Regions from separate parts of the Homo sapiens genome. Here region 1 is linked to region 2. The links are chromatin loops, found by intact Hi-C in ENCODE. Cell type or tissue: CD4-positive, alpha-beta T cell. All regions are shown on one strand. Each heading gives the region's core, and the rest is flanking DNA. Links, peaks and the distances in the headings are about the cores only.

Region 1 (7,201 bases), core at 1,773-6,772, 360 kb after region 2:
ACCACATGTATGGAGTTTCAAAAATAAAATTATAAGGCTTATTAAAAAAAAAAACTAAAAAACAAAAAGAAGTTTGTCACTGGGGAACAGTGGGCCTCCTGGTCTCGTTGTTATAGTTACTTGAGTCACCACTTCTCTCTGGCCAGCTGGGGCTCCTCAGACAACTTCATTTCAGGCCAGCCTCGCCCAGGGCAGGTCACGACAAGGCCTGGGGTGCAGGAGGAATTACTGTTACTGCTGTTGTTGTATCAAACAGGAGGGGGCTGGGAGGGCTGGGCCTGCAGCCAGCAGAAGCCACATTAACAATTAAGGTCTTTGCGACTTTCATTCCACCCTCACTGCATGAAATATTCAGGCACTGGAGGAGATTGGTCTCAGATCTCTGCAGTGGTCAGGGCAGGGTAGGGCCAGGTGGGGCGGCTTTGTGAGGTTGTAGACCTCAGGCCTAGGGCAGCACCCAAGGCCTGGGACGTGAGCCGTCCAGAGGCTGTGGGGGCTGGAGGTACCTGACCCAGAGGGTGCAGCTGCAGACTCCCCCAGGGCAACCCGGGGGCCAGGCACTGAGAGTCCCAGAGAAAAATGAAGCTTAATCCTCCAGGAGGGCACCACTGGGGAGGAGACAGAAACACCCCCATATCACGGGTGGGCCTGGGCCTCACCACTCCCAGCACAGTGGTGCAACAGTTACAGAAGTGCACAGCTGGGCTCAAAGAAAGACCATGTGTCTGGGGCCTGGAATCTGTCACTTGATGTAAACCCCGTAATTATAAGTAGCATAAATCATGTTACATTGTATTTGTGTACCTGTGAAAGCATCAATTTGATTAATACAAACACTTCAATTAAATCCCAAGTGAGTAAACCTGCTCTGCTGTTTCCTCTTCTTCTTCTGGGTTTTATTCCCAATACATGGGGCACCTCCAGTATGAAATTTGGCCTGGGCTTCTCTTGTGCTCTGAGAGCCCGATAAGCCTTGGCTCTGTGTCCCCACCCACATCTCACCTTGAATTGTAATAATCCCCACGTGTCAAGGGCGGGACCAGGTGGAGATAGTTGAATCATAAGGGCAGTTTCTCTCATCGTCAGTGAGTTCTCACAAGACCTGATGGTTTTCTAAGGGGCTCTCCCCATCGCTCGGCTCTCATTCTCTCTCCTGCCACCGTGATTGGTAAGTTTCCTGAGGCTTCCCTGGCCACGCGGAACTGTGAGTCAATCAAGCCTCTTTCCTTTGTAAATTACCCAGTGTTGGGTATTTCTTCATAGCAGGTGAGAATAAATTAATACAGAGCCTCAAGAAAGACAAAGCAGGTTAAAGAAAGTACAAGCATCTTTGCCCACCAGAGTGACAACCCTAGACATCACCGAGGATGGGCAAGGCACATCCCATATCCTTCTGGCAGGAGTAAGAATTAGCCCCAGCTCTTTGGAAAGCACTTTGGCACTGTCTAGCCAACCTGTGTGTACTGTGTGACCCTGACATTCTCTGTCTTGGTATAGATGTGAGCAAAGTTCATACTCATGTGCGTTGGGACACGCGTATAAGAAGGTCCACAGGGCATTGCTTATAGGAAAAAAAAAAAACAACCCAAAAACTAGGCTGGGCATGGTGGCTCCCACCTGAAATCCCAACACTTTAGGAGGCTGAGGCAGGAGGATCACTTGAGGCCAGAAGTTCAAGATCAGCCTGGGCAACATAGTGAGAACCAATCTTTCTTTAAAAAAAAAAAAAAAAAAAAAGGCCAGGCACGGTGGCTCACATTTTTAATCCCAGGATTTTGGGAGGCCAAGGTGGGTGGATCACCTGAGGTCAGGAGTTCGAGACCAGCCTGACCAACATGGTGAAACCCTGTCTTTACTAAAAATTACCTGGGCGTGGTGGTGGATGCCTGTAATCTCAGCTACTCAGAAGGCTGAGGCAGGGGAATCACTTGAACCCAGGAGGTGGAGGTTGCAGTGAGCCGAGATAGTGCTATTGCACTCCAGCCTGGGTGACAGAGTGAGACTCCATCTCAAAAAAAAAAAAAAAAAATTACAGGTGGTGAGAGCCTGTAGTCCAAGCTACTCAGGAGGCTGAGGCAGGAGGATCACTTGAGTGAGTCTGGGAGGTTAAGGCTGCAGTCAGCCATGACTGAACCATTGCACTCTGGCCTGGGTGACAGAGTCTCAAATGAACAAACAAACAAAACTAGAAACAAATGTCTTCAACAGGAGAAAAGTAAAGGTAATATATGCATGCAATGGATCTAAGATAGCAGTAGTTCTTAGCCAAGGGCAATTCGGCAATGTATGAAAATATTTTTAGTTTTTAAAGTGGGGGACAGGGGTACTACTTCCGTCAAATGGGTGGAGGCCAGGGTTGCTGGTGAATGTCCTACAATGCACACAGTAGCCCCTCACAACCACGCTGAGGTTGAGTAACCTTGCTATATGGCTATGAAAATGAATGAACTACAGCTACATGTACCAACATAATGAGGGCAGAAGCACGCTGCAAATGAACACATGAAGGACCATGCCATGAAAGAGTTCAAAAGCATGCAAAATCAAACACTATTTTTTTTTGAGGTGGAGTCTTGCTCTGTTGTCTAGGCTAGAGTGCAGTGGCATGATCTCTGCTCACTGCAACCTCTGCCTCCCGGGTTCAAGCGATTCTCCTGCCTCAGCCTCCTGAATAGCTAGGATTACAGGCACCTGCCACCACACCTGGCTAATTTTTGTATTTTCACTGGAGATGGGGGTTTTGTCATGTTAGCCAGGCTGGTCTCGAACTCCGGGCCTCAAGTGATCCACCTGCCTTGGCCTCCCAAAGTGCTGGGATTACAGGTGTGAGCCACCGTGCCTGGTCTAAACACTATCTTATAAGGGAGAAATATGGTAAGCTGAAAGCACAGGAATAACCAACACAACACTGAGATTCCCAGATACCCTTGGGTCGGGGAAGGCTGGGACCTGTGACCAGGAGGGGCTGCAGGAGCATCAAAAGCAGAAGTGGTAATACTTTAGTCTGGGTGGTGGGCTCCCAGGCATATGCTTCTCAGTGTTCTTTGTAATATGAACCAGTTCACCATAAGAATAATATTAAGTGCATTGAGGCAATAGCCAGCTCTGCAAAGAACTCCCCTGACTCAGTTTCCCCAGTATGTTGAGCCTCCCTCTTGTCTTGTTCCATCAGGCGATGGTGTGAGGAGATGTCAGCAGCTAAAGGGGCAGGCGGAGAATTTCCATGGCTCTGGCTGGGAAGTCATGGAAAGGGAGGGGTCAGATGCTGACAGCCCCCATCAATCTCTTTATTTCCATCACACTTGGCTCTGGCTCTGGCCTGCCTGGCCTCAAAGCCTTCTCACTGTCTGCTAGTCTCAGTGATCTCCCCTCAAACCTCCTGTTGAGTGCTTTCTAATCACACACAAGTCTGGCCAGATCTCTCCTCTGCTCTAAGCCTTTCTGTGGCTCCCCACTGCCATCAGGTTATACTTGAGGCTTTTTGTCAACATGTGAGGCCCTTTGGGCTTCAGCTGCACCCTTGCCTTGCAACATCAGCGGTTCTAGGCAGCCGTCCTGTGCAGTGCGGACTTCCTGAGCTCCAGAAAGGTGCCTGGCACGATGGTTAACAGTGGGGATGAAGGAACCCATCCTCCCCTAGCCCTCTCACTGCTGCCCCTGGCGGTCCAGCATGTAGGGAAACTGGCAGTCCCAGCTTCATGCGGTTTCCCCACCTATAAATGTGGGAGTTGAGACACATGACCTCGGAACTCTGTGTTCTTGAGGATCCCCATATTCTGGGCTGGCCCCACCCCAAAAGGAAGAAGGTGGCAGCCCAGGGCCATACCCAGAATCCTTTGTAGCCCAGTCTGCCAGGGGCAAGCATGGGGTTTCCTGGACAATCCTTGTTTCACTGGACCTCAGTGTTTGCCTCTGGAAAATGGGTAGAAATATCCTCATGGGAAGATAGTCCTGGTGCAGAGGATGGGAAAGGAAGCGTGGCTCCCCTCCCCAGAGCTTTGCAAGAGCTCTGCCAAGTGCTTAACACTAGCTCTGTCAGGGAGGGCTTGGATGAGAATACTGGGGCTCTGAGAGGACAAGGGACTGGTCTAGGGTCACCCACCCAGACAGTGATAGAGTTGCAGGGAGACTGAGCTAATGACATGCAGTGTTCTATCAGTAGAAATAGCTGGAGAGCTCTGACCACAGGTGCCATCCAGAGGCGTCAGAGCCACTGAGGCTTGGTCACAACATGGAAAAGCCTGAAGCAGGAGGAAGTGGGTGGTGAACATGGGTCCAGGCACCTTGCAGACACTCAGCATCACAGAACCAGAGTCACAGCAGAAGAGACATCGCAGAGCATCCACCCCATTCCTCCTTCTTGAGAAGGGAAACTGAGGTGTGGGAGACAGTAGTCTATGGGGTCAGATACACTCTGGAGCTCAGATGGTCCTGGGTTCAAATCCTGGTTCAGCCACTTGCTAGCCATGTGACCTTGGGCAAGTGACTTAACCTGTGTGAGCCTCAGTTTCTTACTCTGTAAAATGGGAACAGAGGGTTCTTACCGCATCAGTGAGGAGTCAGTGAGACAATCTATGTGGAACTCTAGCACAGTGCTGGGTACCTAGAAAGTGCCCAGTCAACATTGTCCATATTAGTAACACTTAACCACTTTTCAGTGGACCCTGACTTCTTGCTGCTGGTAGCCTTTCAGGATGATACCTCATAGTCTGGCCCAGACCTGGTCAGCCACCATTGCCTCACTGTCCTGAAGAAGATTCAGCTACCACCAAACACTTTGTTGGCCATACCAGAGTCCTTGGGTGTCCACAAGCCTCTGAACACTGCCTGTAAGTTCACGCCCAATGAGCTGAGCTTCTTGGAGGCAAACAACCAGCCAATAAGAACCCATGTTCAATCCTCGAAGGGCTAATGACACCTCCTCATAGGTTTATTATAACCCTCAAAAGAGGACAGGTTAGAATCATTGGCATATACTGAGTCTAGGATAAGCGGCAGGTGGTGTTGGTTATTGTCATTGTCATTGCCATTATTATTAGATATCAGAGCTCCCAGGGAAAGGGTCCAGCTTCCTTCTGAGGCTTACAAAGCCCTCCTCTGCCCAGCTCCATCGCTCAACCTCTTCCCGACTTTCCCCACCCTGCTGTTCCCTTCTGTATACCCCAGCTGCAAGGTGTAATAGTGTCTCTCCACACCCCTCGCCTGCTCACCTCTGGGCCTTTGCTTGTACTGCTTCCTCCACCTGGAGCCTCCTCCCCACTCCACAAGACGACAAACTCCTTCAAGATTCACCTCCTCTAGGAAGCCACTCCCAGTGCCTGAGCATGCTCCCACAATGATGTGTTCTGCCCATTCTCATTTGCAGTACTTACCACAATGCATTGCAATGTGTATATATATATTCCCATTTAAATGTGTTTGTGTATAAATGCATATATACTCATAGATTTCCTCTATGTTCAGTGAGCTAATGAATGAAAGTGACCTTGGGCCAGGCATCTCCCTTCTGGGGCTCTGTTTTTCCTCACCTTCAAAATGAAGCCTCAGACTCAATCTGTCACGTACTGAGAGGTTTGACATTCACTCAGCAAACACCAAATGGTACTGCCTCTGGGGTTGGAGCTCACAGCCCCAACCATAGAGAAGAGTAAGAAAGTCCATTCCCCCTGAAAGTGAGGGGCACACTCTGCTTGTCACCAGCTTGTACCAGTACTCCCCCCACAGGCCCTAGGTTTTGGAGTATTTTGTCTACCATGTATTAGCATCTACCGTGTGTTAGCGTACCGGTTCTCAGCCCCTGCTGGCTCTCACAAATGTGTGTGGCTCTAAATGAACACACACATCCTGGGAGAGTCTTTAAAAAAAGGGGGGTAGAATGTTGGTGGGGCACCTTTATTTTGAAAAGACTCACAGCTACTTTCCCTGGGCACCTACAGTATGACTGTTAGTGCACCATGATTTGGTTTCACTGTTTTCATAACAAAGCAGAGTTGTCATGACCAAGGGGCTTAAGAAGCAAAGTCACTGAGGCAGGAGAATTGGATTGCTTGAGCACAGGAGTTTGAGACCAGCCTGGGAAACACAGTGAGACTCTGTCTCTATGGGGGAAAAAAGAAAAGAAAAGAAAATAGCCAGGCATGGTGGTGCCTGTGGTCCCAGCTACTCAGGAGGCTGAGGTGGGAGGATCTCTTGAGCCCGGAGGTTGAGGCTGCACTGAGCCAAGATCATGCCACTGCACTCCAGCCTGGGAGACAGAGTGAGACCCTGTCTTAGCCAAAAAAAAAAAAAAAAAAAAAAAAAAGGCAAAGTCACGTTGACATTTTGGGATCCTGGTTCTGTTGGGCTGTGAGTACTCCAGGGGGCATGGCACCTACTGCTGGACCCTGCGATATGGGCCCTCCGGGAGGGGGCTCTGGCCTGGGGAGTCCCTTTTCCTTCAGGACGCTGTTTCAGCCCTGGGCCCTCTCACCTCCTCTGGTCCTGTCCTGTTCTGCCCAAGCATTCCCAGCCCTGGTGTGGGGAGCAGAGAGACCCTCCCTCAAACCACCCAGTACCACCACCACTAGCACCTTGTCTTTGTTCTACCCTGAGGATGTGAGCAAAGCTATCAAGACTCCACAGAGGAACTCTTGGTCCTTGGTCCACACAGCCTGTAGATGACGCAAACAAACCCCACCTAGATAGAGGCTTCACTTTCTTCTTGGAAGTTCAGCGGAAGCTGCCAGCTCTGGAGGATCAGGGGGCAGAGATAACAGGCCCCAGGAACCACCAGGAGCCATGCACGAACGGGGAGGGGGTTCTCACAAAGCACAGTGCTGTCTCAGCAACTTCCCTGGTGAGCTGGTGGGTTTTTCCTATGGTGTATCCAACGTTTACGCTTCGATCTCCAGGGAGCAACTCTGTGCACAGGCTTCATTCTGCAGGGAGCCTGCAAGGAGCTCCTTGAAGTTAATATGGCTTCCTGGGGGTTGAGACAGACCTGCAGCTCCCCCAGGCAGAAGCTGAAAGCCCCTCCCTCTCTAAACCCAAACTGAGCTGTGCTGGACCAGCAGAGCAGTGCCTCAGAGGGGAGGATGTCCCCTCCCCTCAGGAGCTGGTTCTCTTGGGCAGGGCCTGGGAGACCCTCAGCATCCCTGGGGTTTAACCTTGGAAGCTGTGCTCAGCCCATCCTCTCCCCACCACCCTCCCCTGACCATCTGTC
Region 2 (8,312 bases), core at 1,889-6,888:
ACCCCTGGACATGAACTAGTATCGGTCCATGGCCTGTCAGGAACCAGGCCACACAGCAGGAGGTGAGTGGCAGATGAGTGAGCATTACTGCCTGCAGTCTGCCTCCTGTCAGATGAGCTGAAGTATTAGATTCTCATAGAAGCGTGAACCCTATTGTGAACTGTGCACGCAAGGGATCCAGATTGTGCACTCCTTATGAGAAGCTAATCCCTGATGATCTGAGGTGGAACAGTTTTATCTGGAAACTACCCCCCTAACCCCCCAAGGAAAAATTTTCTTCCATAAAACCAGTCCCTGGTGCCAAAAAAGTTGTGAACTGCTGGTCTCACATATATCACTGTAGCCCTAGAAGGAAAGGTAAGAGAAAATGGGGCAGAAGAAATAACTGAAGTACTTATGGCTGATGATTTCCAAAACCAATGGAAGACATGAAGCCACAAATTCAAGAATCCCTAAAAACTCTAATTATAAATAAAAAGAAATCCATACTAGGGACAGTATAGAAAAATTGCTGAAAACCAAAGACAGAACTTTAAAAACAGCCAGAGAAAAAGACTACTTTCAAAGGAACAAGAGACTGACAAGTGACTTCTCAACAGAAACTAAGTCATAGATAATGAAATAGCTTTAAAATGCTAAAAGAGTTCTCCAAGAAAACACCAAATGGCGAATGAGACCAGTGCAGTGGGAGGGCCTAGAGGCCCCAAAATGGGAAGCCACAGCAGTGGCATCCAGGGCTAAGGCTGGGGCCACGGAGCTGGTGGTGGCAAGGCCAAGGCCAAGGCCAAGGCCAAGGAGTAGGTCCCCATCATCAAACTGGGCAGCATAGTCAAGGACATGAAGATTAAGTCCCTGAAGCTCTATCTCCTCTCCCTGCCCATCAAGGAGGCTGAGATCATCGACTTTTTCCTGGGGGCAACCCTCACGAATGAGTTTAAGATTATGCCAGTAAAAATGGAGACTTGCACTGGCCAGTGGTCCAGATTCAAGGCACTTGTTGCCATTGGGGACTAAAATATCCATGTCGGTCTGGGTGTTAAATGCTCCAAGACGGTACCTACTACCATCCAAGGAGTCATCATCTTTGTCAAGCTCTCCACTGTCCCGGTGCAGAGAGGCATCTCAGGAGACAACACTGGCAAGCCCCACGGCATTCCTTGCAAGGTGACAGACCACTGCAACTCTGTGCTGGTACACCTCATCTCTACACACAGAGACAATGGTTTCATCTTGATCTCTGTGCCCAAAAAGCTGTTGATGATGGCTGGCATTAAGGACTGCCACACCTCAGTCAGGGGCTGCACTGCCACCCTGGGCAACTTCACCAAGGCCACTGTTAATGTCATCTCAAAGACCTACAGCTATCTGATCCCCAAGCTCTGGAAGGAGACCATATTCACCAAGTCTACCTATTAGGAAACTAGGAATTCACTGACCAGAGTCTCCACTGCAGAGAACCCAGGCTCCAGCTATGGCTATTATACAATGCAGGATTTTTATACAAGAAAAATAAAGTGAATTAAATTTTTAAAATGCTAAAAGAAATCAATGGCAAACCAAGAGTTCTATAAAACTAATAAAAAGACACTTCACAAATGGAAAAAAGTTCTAAAATTAGATGTGGTAATGGTTGTATAACTGAATATTCTAAAAACCACTAAACCATAGGCTTTAAATGGGTACATTTTACTGTGTGAATTATATCTCAATAAAACTTACAAAAAAGAAAACAATGAAGAATAAATAATGATGTTTTTCGACAAACACTAAGAATTTGTTGCCAGACCTGCACTAAAGAATACTGAAGAGTATTCTTCAGGCAGAAAGAAAATAACTCCAAAGCGAAGACTGGAAGATGACAAAGGTGGTACAACAGAGTTATGGGGAAAAGATTATCTTTTTAATAAATGGTGCTGAAAAAAATGGTGTTAAGTAAAAATAAAATTTAACCCCTTTTTCACATTATGTCACACAAAAATGAATTTCTGGTGAACCATATATCTTAATGTAAAAGGGAAAACACATGTAAGCTTTCTAATATTTTACAGGAAACTATTTTCGGTGGCTCATGCCTGTAATCCCAGCAGTTTGGGAGGCCAAGGCGGGTTGATCACCTGAGGTCAGGAGTTCGAGACCCGCCTGGCCAACATGGTGAAACCCCGTCTCTACTAAAAATACAAAAATCAGCCAGGTGTGGTGGTACGTACCTGTAATCCCAGCTACTCGGGAAGCTGAGACAGCAGAATCGCTTGAACCCAGGAGGCAGAGGTTGCAGTGAGCCGAGATCGCACCACTGCACTCCAGCCTGGGCAACAGAGCGAGACTCCGTCTCAAAACAAACAAACAAAAACCCAAGAGAAATGTGGGCAAGATATCTGAACAGGCACTCCAGAAAACTATACCAAATAAAAATAAAAAGATGTTCAGCCTCATCAGTCAACAGGAAACTGCAGATTAAAACCACAATGGGATATCATTTCATAATCACCAGAATGGTTAAAATTTAAGACTGACAATACCAAGTGTTGAGAAGGAGGTGAAGCAACAAGAACTCTCACACATTTTTTGGTAAGAATGTCAGCTCGTAGAACCACTTTGGCAACTTGGTGTTTACCGCTAATGCTAAAGATATGCTTATCTTTTGACCTAAAAATTCTACTAGATATCTACCCAATCGAAATGAATGCACCAGGAGATACACAACAATATCCATAACAGCATTATTAATAGCCAACAAAGCTAGAAACAACTAAAATGTCTAGTAACAGTAGAATGCGTACACTGTGGTATATTCTTACAACAGAATACTATAGACCAATAAAAATGAACAAATAACGATTACAACGGAATGGATCTCGAAAACATCTTGAAAAACACCAGACACAAAAGAATACTGTATTATTTCATTGTCATAAATAATACAAAACAGGCAAAACGAAACTATAGTTACAAACTACAGTTTTTACGAGATACGTGTTCAGAAAGCAAAATTACAAATGGAAAAAAAAAAAGTGATTACCCCAAAAAAGTCACGACAGGATCTGGAGAGGAAGGGAGGGTTTAGCGACTGGGAGAGGGCACCGGGCTTCTGGCAGAAGCAAGGTTTTATTTCTTGGCCTGATAATCAGCAGGCTCCCGAGCTGGGTGATACATCAACGAGCGGTACATTTGGGGGCCTTGCACTTTACTGGCGTGCAAGAAGAAAAAAAAGGGGGGTTGAGAATTAGGAGACGAAGGGGTTGACGGGCTCCAAGTCGAGGGGAAACTACACCTGTAAAAGCCCAAACGCGGCTCTGGGCGCTGGCAGGGGGAGGCTTCGGCAACGCCTGGGGGCTTCAGGCCAGCCTCCTCCGGGCTGGAAGGCACCGCACAGGGGCTTCCGCCAACTTCGGTCCTCGCGCGGTCGGGACACGGCCACACCTGCCCGCGGGGGTCTGCCTCCCAGGCCGCCGCAGGCCCCCCGGAGCCTAAGAGGACCCCACAAGCAGCCAAAGCCAGCGCCGCCTGCCCCTTGCAGAACACTGCCCCCCACAAGCCCTGCAGACCCTCCCGGCTCTCCAGACGCCCCCACGGCTCTCGCGAAGCCATTCCCGCGCTCTGAATGCCCCCGAATCTCTGCAGAGCCCCCGCGGTTCTCTGGAAGCCCCCGCGCCCGTGGAGCCCCCCTCCCGCCCTCGGGGGCACCGCGGGCCCCCAGCCCAGCCCCTCCGACGCTGGCCGCTGCCACCTCCCACGAGGCGCCGGCCCCGACTCACCTCATTGTCGCTGCCGGGGACGGGCGCGCCGGGCCAGGGGCGACCCGGCGGCGGCGGCGGCGGCGGCGGGGCGCGGGACGCGGGCGCTAGCGGGGGAGCCGGCCCCGGGCGCGGCGGCTCCGCGTCTGACTGGGCTGCGGGGGGCAGCGGGGGCTCATCTTCTCCGGGTGGGCGTCGGGGCCGCTAGCTGCGGGGAAGGGCCGCGGCGGCGGCGACTGACAGCTGGGCCCCGGCCCCTGCCATCTTGGCGGGCGCGTGCCCGGGCCGGCGTGTGCGCGGGCGCGTGCCTGGGGGCCGCCGCCGGGGGATGGGGGGGCGGGGGGCGAGCCGGCTGGGGTCCGGGCGGCGGGAACGCGTGCGCGTCCGCCTGAGACTCGGGGCGGCGGCCCCTGGCGAGTGCGCGGGCGGCTCCGAGTCCTCGAGGGAGAGGCGCGCGGGCGCGCGGGCTAGTCTCAGCACAGCAGCCAAGAGCTAGGGTACGCGCGTTGCTGTTCGCCCCACCGCCCTCCGAGGGGACTGCGCGCGCGTGCGCCCCTCCGCCCGCGGCCGCTGAGGTGAATGAGCGCGCGCGGCGGTCAAAGCCCGACACAAAAGGCGCGGGGCCCCACCGTCCGCGCCTCCGGGAGCGCTGAGCTTGAGGCTGCGAGGGGCGGGGCGGACGAGAGTGGCGGGGCTGAGGGGCGGGGCTTTGAGGGAAGCGCGAGGGGCGTGGCCGGGGTGGGGGCGGGGCGCCGGGCGGGCACGTGGCGCGGTGCGCTCCCTCCCGGCGCGGACGCTCCTCCAGTCCCCGCCTGACCCCAGAGCTCACAGAGGCCACCGGGGGAGCCAGGGTCCGTGCTCGATGGCCCCATGATTCCCATCACCTGGCCCTGCTGAGCACCCTGCCCGCTCGGACTCGGGGCATCCCTGATCCGAGGGCCGTCGAGGTCACCGGCGACTGATTCCCTCTCTTTGTACATAAGGAGCCGTGGCGGGGCCGGAGAGTTGCAGCTTTGGGGCGATATCAGTATTCGAAGTATCTCCCCCAGCTCAACAAGAGCCCACACGGGTCCCCAGAACCACAGCCTGTGAAAAATCACATTTACCGTACACAGCGTCAAGTAGTTCGTCCAGGTTGTCTCTGGTTTTTAAATCCCCATCTTTCCTAAAGGTTAGTGAATCTCACTGGTGGCTGGAAACCCCAGATCCTCCAGGGTCTCACTCCCCGTGTGTAAGAAGACACAGTTCCGGCCCGGCGTAGTGCCTCACGCCTGTAATCCCAGCACTTTGGGAGGCTGAGGCGGGTGGATCACCTGAGGTCAGAAGTTCGAGACCAGCCTGACCAACATGGTGAAACCCTGTCTTTACTAAATACAAAAAGTTAGCCCGGCGTGGTGGCACGCACTTTTAATCCCAGCTACTTGGGAGGCTGCAGAAGGAGAATCGCTTGAACCCAGGAGGCAGGGGTTGCAGCGAGCCGAGATCTTGCATTCCAGCCTGGGAGACAGAGTGAGACTCTGTCTCAAAAAAAAAAAAAAAAGAAGACAAAGTTCCTCATGCATTACCAGTATGGGCACTATTGCCTCCCTTCCCCGTGTCACAGAACGTTAATAGCTACCTTTTGAAAAACGGTCTGAACAAGAGCATTTAAGGCGTTTGTCAGCGTCTGGCAGTTAGGAGGGCAATGAAGGGTCGCTATTTTCCTCCTGTCCAGGATTGAGGAGAGGCTGTGTGTGTTAAGCAGTTTTGTCCAAGATATAGTAAATGGTGGAGCCAAGTCTCAAGCAGCGTTTTTCTGACTCGGAATCCCAGTGCCCATGCGTTCTAGTTTGCTGGGGTTGAACATCAGTGTCATGGGCTGCAGTTTGGGTCTCTATGTGCTTCTCTCTCTCCCTGTCTCCTTGTACCTCCCTCACCGTGTACAGGTATTTAGAGTTCCCTAGCGATTGGTTGTAGCACCTCCACTTTCCTTCCTGTATTTGTTTAAGCCCAGAGTTGTCAAACCTGAAAGGGTACCATGATCTCCTACAGCCCTGGTAGCAGCCCCTGAGGGTGGTACCCTCTCATAACCTCATTTGTCCCTCTCTTCACAAGTTCAAGAGTGGTCTCTTTGCTACAGGAGAGTCTTGTTGCATCCTAAAATTTACTAAAATGCACAAGCCTCAGGTCACCTGGGGACATTCCAGCTGTGCTATGGAAAGGCAAGGTTAACCCCTGGTCACTGCCTATCAAAGTCCTGTGCTGAGACCTTGGGATACAGGCCTGCTTGTTTGCAGCCTGGTTTATTGATGCTCTTTCAGCATGTGGCCCACTCTGATCTCCAGATCAGGTATTTTCCCTGCTGCCCTGAAGTCTGACAAGTTGTTACCGTCTTGCTCCTGGAGAGGTTGTTTCTTGCAGCTGATGTTTGTTCATCAGAGGGCTTCATGAGCTGCAGGAGGAGCTGAGAGACGACAGATTGGGACCACTCACATCCTATCCTGTGCCCTGCTTCCACCTGAGTGGGCATTGGTCTTTGTCTGACAGACCCTGGGATGCTTGGGGAGTCAGAGGCTCCTTGTGTTAATCCTCCAGCTCACACCTCTCTGACCTCCATTCCTCCTCTGGCAGGTGGGAATCCTAAAGCCCATCTGGCAGGTGCTGCTGAGGCTCAGATGAGATGCCGATGTCCACACAAAGTAGATCCCGAGAAAGGCCTTTTCTGCCCTTCTTCAGTACCCTCCCCCTCGCCTCCCCTCCCCTCTTCCTTAACGAAACATAATTTGAAACCACAGTCTATTTGGCACGTTTTGCATTTTCTGAACAAAGGCTTTATTCCTTAAAAGTACATGAATTCATGTTTTCCATTCTTCTGATAAAAAGAAAATTAACATTTGGACATGTGGCTCCCCCGAATGACTTATTTCTGGAGGTCACCAGTCCTAGGATTTGGAAAGTTTCCTTGCCAGAGTCAGTGATTTCATGACATCTGATGTGTGTGGGTGCAGGACACTCAGCCAGGCTGACGACCCATGCCTCCAAGCGCTCCTGGGCTGGAATTTCCATTTGTAAGGGAGGCAGGAAAGATGATTTTGGCTGTTTGTTGGGTTCAGGATAGTCACAGAGTCACAGATAACAGAGCTAGCAAGTCTTCAAAGGGCATCTCATCCAACCTACTTGTCCAGAGGGTGATGAAACTGAGGCCCCAGGAGGTCACACAGGTGACTGGAATAAGAGCCAAATGAGCATGTATTTCTGCAGACTCCAAGGCCTTGGACTGCCTGCCCAGTTCTTGAAGTTTTTCCAGCCCTGGGGTCACTGCTGAGGAGCCAGCTCCATGGACCATCTTCTCCATTGCTTAGTGTTTGCCAAAACGAAACTCACCACAAATAATGGAAAGAAACACAGTTGCTTTCGATGATTCACCAATGAGACCATGTCTGGTTCACATTAACCAGCATAAGTGAGTTACAAATGCATGCCAGAATCCAAAGTAAAGCACGCTTAGACAACCACAGATGTCTCAGGGGTTTGGGGGACCACCTGTGACCCTGTACCCCTTTTTCATTCACACCATTAATTTCATTGCCCAACTCAGTTATTACCAGCAGTTGTTTTCCTTAAACACAGCATGGCTAGTTTTCCTTCATTCATCCATTCGTTTAATGTGCCTTGCGCTCCTCGGCACGTGTCTGCCTCCTCTCCTGCCCTGCTCACTGCCTCAGCCTGCCTGGCAAATCATCTTCAATCCTGCTATGTGTCAGGTCTCTCCTGGACCGCTCAGCACCACCCTCCCCCACCACAGGCTGCAGGCTCCTTCTCTACACTGTTTCGGGGTCACACGCCTGCCCTCCTGCATCGGGATTGTCTTCTTACTTGCAGGCTCCCCAACTAGGCTGTGAACTTCATGAGACCAGCAAGCGAGTCTCATTCCTCTTTGTGCTGCCAGCCTCTCCAGCCCTGTGGGCTTGTGACAGTGCAGAATTGAAGGAATCCTGCGTGAGCGCCGCCATTCCAACCCAAGCAGTGCCCTGGGAGGGTCAGAGACCACTAGCCTGTGTGCGCGGGCATTTTTGGCAACTACGGCTCCTGCTTGTGTTCTATCTGGCAGGAAATAGAAATTACTTCTGGTCCATTTTGGCTTCCACACCTTGAAGATGGCCTGTGGGTCAAAGCTGGAGCTTTTTTTTTTTTGGTTCTAGCAATTCTGGTGCCTCAGCCTCCCGCCACCATGCCCACTCAGCTTAATTTTTTTATTTTTAGCAGAGATGGGGGTTCGCCATGTTGGCCAGGCTGGTCTTGAACTCCTGACCTCAGGTGATCCACCCACCTTGGCCTCCCACAGTGCTGCGATTACAGGTGTGCGCCACCGTGCCCGGCCTGGAGCTTATTTTAATTTCACCTCTCTCGGGCTCCCCCACTCAAAAGTGATTTCCCTAAGATCATGTTTTACTGGCTTTGAAGGCAGGAGGGGTGACTCTGGGATGAGGGCCCTATAGTCATACCGGGGAGCACTCCAGCCTTCTGCTGGGGTGACTTAGAGATCTGGACCCATCAATAAGAAGCGTGGCCAGACGGGGCTGGGGGAAAATCTTTGCT

What was found. Hi-C counts contacts between places; a loop is a spot of excess contacts. Peaks named below come from ENCODE experiments on the same cell type or tissue, not always from the same donor. Only the 100,000 strongest peaks of a DNase experiment are listed, where the experiment ranks them.
Region 1: a loop joins it to region 2, with 6 times the contacts of the local background. A loop is called at or near these places in 3 of 110 quality-filtered maps.

Annotation. Positions count from the first base shown.
Region 1 is chr14:99,606,122-99,613,322 of GRCh38, reverse strand. It overlaps a transcript of HHIPL1 not described here. Among named protein-coding and RNA genes, the nearest start is that of CCDC85C, 5.5 kb to the right of the region's middle. RefSeq lists an enhancer at 6,557-6,851. In CD4-positive, alpha-beta T cell, for the core only: a CTCF peak has its summit at 3,683; no DNase peak of the experiment used is centred there.
Region 2 is chr14:99,967,501-99,975,812 of GRCh38, reverse strand. It overlaps a transcript of EVL not described here and the pseudogene RPS2P3. Among named protein-coding and RNA genes, the nearest start is that of EVL, 94 kb to the left of the region's middle. RefSeq lists silencers at 4,220-4,299, 4,440-4,489, 6,847-7,141 and an enhancer at 7,199-7,808. In CD4-positive, alpha-beta T cell, for the core only: no CTCF peak of the experiment used is centred there; DNase peaks (open chromatin) are centred at 3,372 and 4,322; H3K4me3 peaks cover 1,822 bases; H3K27me3 peaks cover 116 bases.